Regions from separate parts of the Mus musculus genome. Here region 2 is linked to region 1. A link is a loop called in an ENCODE intact Hi-C map of the cell type or tissue named here. Cell type or tissue: heart. All regions are shown on one strand. Region 1 has its middle 5.1 kb from the start of 0610009L18Rik. Region 2 overlaps Nploc4 (NPL4 homolog, ubiquitin recognition factor).

Region 1 (2,500 bases):
ATGAGTGCTGATGGCAATAAAATGCAGTGATCCTGGGTTATATCTATAAAAAAACACTCGAGAATACTATTGGGCAAAAGTCATCCCCGACGTACAGCCTCTATGCAGGCTACTGTCAAGGACGTTTGCTGCTGTGTTGTAAGGCACGAGAGCAGCATGCTGGACCACCTTGTATATGGCTCAGAAATGACAAGAGACAACGAACCTAATCTGTCAGTTACAACACATTTAAAAACAGTTATATTTGACATTACATCAAAATAAAGTTTAAAAATGAAAAATTTCAGGCCAGGTGTGGTGGTGTACACCTGTAATCACAGCACTGGGGAGGCAGAGGCAGGCAGATCTCTGGGTTTGATGTTAGTGGTCTACTAAGCAGGTTCCAGGACAACCAGGGCTACACAGAGAAACACTGTCTCTGGAAACACGACAATGAGGAGGGGTGGTGCTGACTTTAATCCTAAAGCTTAATATGACTTTGCAGCCAGCCTGGTCTACAGAGCAACTGCATAGCAAGACCTTGTCTCAAAAATAAAAAACAGCCCGGCGTGGTGGCGCATGCCTTTAAGCCCAGCACTCGGGGAGGCAGAGGCAGGCGGATTTCTGAGTTCGAGGCCAGCCTGGTCTACAGAGTGAGTTCCAGGACAGCCAGGGCTACACAGAGAAACCCTGTTCCGAAAAACAAAAATAAATAAGTCAAAAACAAAAGGTAAAGAGGTGGAAAAAAAATAAAGCTTTTGACTCTTGGGGATGGGGCAGGGGGTGGGGTGGGGGGGATGACGACACTAACCCCGAATCTGAGCCACTTCCTGTTCTGTGACCTGCACCTACCTTCTCTCTACTCGTATCCACCCTTTTCCTTTTCCTAGAAATGACAGTTATTAGGTGGCTCCGTGATGGTATAACCCAGTGACACCCAGGAAGTGCAAGGCAGGAAAGCTGGGAGCTAACCTCCCACAATAGTAGACAGACAAGCCAGGTCACGGTTGTCTGTACTTTGGGGTCTCTGAGTATTTGCTCCCAGACATCCATTGGGCCGGTCCTATCTGGCAGTGAACCTGTTCTTTCCTCATCTGTTGTTCTGGGTGCTGGCTGCACCAACCCCACCTCCTCCCCGTGCGTCAGCACCAGCTGAGGTCACCCGCCGCTTGGCCGCAGCCCTGCCTGGGTTCCCCTATCGGAGATGACTCAGCGGTGGGTCCGCCCTAGCCCTGCCTGGTTAGTAGTTTCCTGGTCCCTCTTGGCCTTTAGGGTGAGGAGGACTTGGAACCGCAGGTGTGCTGCACCCCTCACTAAGTGGCAGTAGCCGGACCCACCTGGCGGTCCACATAGGAATGACACTGGCCGCCACTGACCTGCCTCCCGCAGGGGCCATGCCAGGGGCGCCATCTGCTGGGCCCTGTACCCAGGCTCGAACCCCAAGGTCACTGCCCCAGCATCCAACCACCTGGGACAGCTGCGCGCATAGTACCGGCCCAGCGTTCTCCTGCTCCGCCCCAGGATTTGGACTCAAGGGGGTGGTGGTGGTGGTGGGGTGGGTGGTGGTGGAGCTGGAAGGTGGCTCTTTCCTCCTGTCTGAAGTTTGAGGTGGCCTTCCCGAACTCTCAGCCTCATATGCTGAGGACCCAATGAGCGAAATGGACTGCGGACTGGGCTCCAAGGATGCGGGTGGCCAGAGGCTTGAAGGGGGATGAATGGTCTACTCACTACTGTAGCGGGCCACACACTGGATTTAGTCCTTTAGTCCAGACACTTTCACTGAGCTCGCCCGGGTCACACCTTCCTCCCCTGACCCCCGAGCCCCGCCCCGGGAGGGGTAATGGCAGGGTCAGAGTGACCCGCAGAACTCCAGCCTAGCCTCTGCCTACCTCCATGACTGCTGGGGCAGTGGCAGGGTACAGACCGTCCAGAGCACCAGCATTCTGCCCTTGTCCAGCCCTGACCTGGCTCCCAGTCAGACGCTGTGTCCACTTCCTGAGGGTGGTACACAGGCCCTGAGCCACACTAGCTCTGTAGGCTACTCCATGCTAAAGCAGGAGGTCTGGCTGACCTGTGTATTTCCCTGTCCCACCTCCTGGGTAGCTGCTCCTTGCCCATCTGGGATCACTAGAGCTTGGATTGGGGGATTCTTTCTCTCCACAGCTCCAAACCCTGCATTTTAGGATCACGATGGAAGTGGGAACCGGGTCTGCCCCACTTGCTCGGTTGTCCAGGCCCTGCTCACTTCCGCTGCCACCTCCTGAGCTGAGAAGCCTTCCCTCTCCCTTCCTTTGGCTTCCTGCCATGTGCACCACATCCAGCTTCATAAAGGACAGAGCTTCTTTGTTTAAAGATTTATGTCTAGGAGCACACTGTAGCTGTACAGATGGTTGTGAGCCTTCATGTGGTTGTTGGGAATTGATTTTTAGGACCTCTGCTTGCTCCGGTCAGCCCTGTGCATTCAGGCTCAAAGATTTATTTATTTTTTGGGTTTTTTTTTTTTGAGACAGGGTTTCTCTGT
Region 2 (2,500 bases), 70 kb before region 1:
TAAATAAAATAAATAAATAAATAAAGGCTTGTATGGTGGATGGCTCAGCAAGTAAAAGTGATGCCATCAAGCCTGACAAGCTGAGCTCACTCTGGGGCATACATGAGGAGAGAACTGACCCCCACAGACTGTCCTCTGACTGCCACCCCTGTAAAACAAGTCAATATGAACATACTACAAATAATAAATAAATAAATGTGCTACAGAAAGTTTGTAATAATCACTGGGCTTGGGGATTCAGCTCAGTGGTGGGTGCACATGTGCCTAGCATGTGTGAGACTCTGAAAAAAGTACAGATTTATGTGGGTTGTGGTGTTCTGGTATGAGTATCCTGTGTTGTGGAGTATTCTTCCACTAGTGGGACAAAATAAATACCTGAGGAAACAGAGGGAGGAAAGATTATTTTGGTTTAGTTTCAGTCCACAGTGACTTGGCTCCATCGCCTCTGGAGTGGTAAAGCGGACATTGCAGGAGCATGCAGTGGGGCAGAACAGTTCACCCCAGCAGACAAGAGGCAGGTAGAGACTAAGATGGACAGGGGACAAAACACGAGACTGAGTATGGTTTCCTACCATTACCCTGTATCCCCAGGTCTCTCCTCCTCATTTTTTTTTTTTTTTTTTTTTTTAAAGATTTATTTATTTATTATATGTAAGTACACTGTAGCTGTCTTCAAACACTCCAGAAGAGGGAGTCAGATCTTGTTACGGATGGTTGTGAGCCACCATGTGGCTGCTGGGATTTGAACTCTGGACCTTCGGAAGAGCAGTCGGGTGCTCTTACCCACTGAGCCATCTCACCAGCCCCTCTCCTCCTCATTTTTAAACTTTTTATTTTGAGACGGTCTTCTTTCTGTGTTGCCCAGGCTAGCTTTGGACTTGCCTTTTGTCTCCTGAGTAGCTGTTTTACAGGCCTGAACCACTAGGCCTAACCAAAGCGTGATTTGATTCCCTTTCCTAGGGGCTGTTGATGTCTAGCACTGCAAAATGCCAGGCGGCTCCTAGCTTTTTCCTGAAAGGTTTCTGATCCATTCTCTGGAGTTTGTGTTTATGAGTTGTAATTCCAGCATTTGAGTCATAGACTTGCCTCTCTCTCTCAGCCCTTACTCTGTCAATTCTTCCTCGTGGAAATTTATTTCCCTTGTAATTTTGGTTTTTATTGGGGTAAGTGTGGCTTCGAAGAGGATCTATTTGATGCAAGCTTTAGTGGCATTTGCTTATGTGAGCACCAGGGGGTGCTGTGGAGCTGCATTCTCTTCTGGTTTGGGTCTCCAGATCCCAGAAGCAGCCCAGGTTTCACTCCATATGCGTGTGCCTGGTCTTGGAGGTGACTTTGCCCTGCAGAGCATCTGGTGGAAGTAGACTCAGTTTCTTCTTGGTTCCCATTCTGAGTTCCTGGATTCTCTTGGTTGTTCTGACATCCTTGAGTCATGTGGGGTTTTTTTGTTCTTTAAGGACGTTCTCACATTATCCAAGCTGGCCTTGCACTTGACGTCTAGCTAAGGCTGACCTTGAATTTGTAACTGCTTGCTTTTTTCCTTCCCAAGTGCTGGGATAACAGGTGTGCACCATCAAGTCTGGCTAGTCCTTTGGTTTATGTAGGAGATTCAGGCTCAGCAGTCAAATGTGAGCAGGGAGTTCAAAGACACATCTGTTGCCCAGTAAACACTGTCGTCTATGAGCCTCAAGTTCCTGATCCTGGCCTTGGCCGAGGGACAGTCGTGTCCTCTGCTATTATTAGTGACATCACTGCGAGCTTTGGAAGGCCTGGGTGTTTTTTACCTTTGGAGCTCAGCAGTGTTTTTACAGTGTATTTGCTAAAATCGATCCAGTGTCTGAGCCAAGTATTTTATAGTTAGAGGATGTTTAGACATATTTAATCCAGTGCTAGAAGCAGAAGTTCTGGTTACAGTCTGACAGCTTTATTGCCTCTGAATTATGGGGGATAAGGAGGTGAGGGCAGCTCTTGAGAGCTGCAGCCCCCGCTCCTGGGATTCTGCATGTCTGTCAGTACTTGTACTTGCAGACATTGTTCTTCTTCGGTTTGCTGTTCAGCACTGGACCAGTTGTTCTCTCAGTTTCTTTCTTGTGTGTCCTGTTGACAGCAGCTGAAAGTTTGCGAAATGATCTGTCACCTCCCGTCTTCAAAGGCTGGAGCTGATTTAGTGCCACGAGACACCTCTGGTCAGGCATGACCCACGATGGTTCTGTGAATAGCTTCAGAGAGAAAACGGTTCTTTAGCCACAAGTCATGTCAAGTTGGAGCAGAGCAAGTAGAATTGTGGCAGCTCTTTTGGAAAGCAGGCCTTCAGCAGTCTTGGAGCAGGAAGCTGTGTCTGGGAGTCTGCCCTGTCAGAGGGAAAGAAAGTGTTGGCATGTGCTTGAGGTGTGTGCTTCACAGTGGCAGAAACCAGCAGACTTGCCCAACCCTGTAGTGTGGTGACCCTCTGTCCCTGGGGGGGGGGGGGGTAGCACACATCTGTAATCCTAACACCCAGTAA

Evidence for each region. Peaks named below come from ENCODE experiments on the same cell type or tissue, not always from the same donor. Only the 100,000 strongest peaks of a DNase experiment are listed, where the experiment ranks them.
Region 2: it touches region 1 in a loop (7-fold over the local background); 8 of 42 quality-filtered maps call a loop at or near these places.

What each region holds. Positions count from the first base shown.
Region 1 is chr11:120,352,494-120,354,993 of GRCm38, reverse strand. No RefSeq gene overlaps it. Among named protein-coding and RNA genes, the nearest start is that of 0610009L18Rik, 5.1 kb to the right of the region's middle. In heart, a CTCF peak has its summit at 1,322; DNase peaks (open chromatin) are centred at 533, 1,173, 1,883 and 2,233; H3K4me3 peaks cover 931 bases; H3K27ac peaks cover 2,478 bases.
Region 2 is chr11:120,422,539-120,425,038 of GRCm38, reverse strand. All of the region lies in intron 3 of Nploc4 (NPL4 homolog, ubiquitin recognition factor), which reads left to right. Among named protein-coding and RNA genes, the nearest start is that of Nploc4, 14 kb to the left of the region's middle. In heart, a CTCF peak has its summit at 1,226 (motif pointing right); no DNase peak of the experiment used is centred here; H3K27ac peaks cover 890 bases.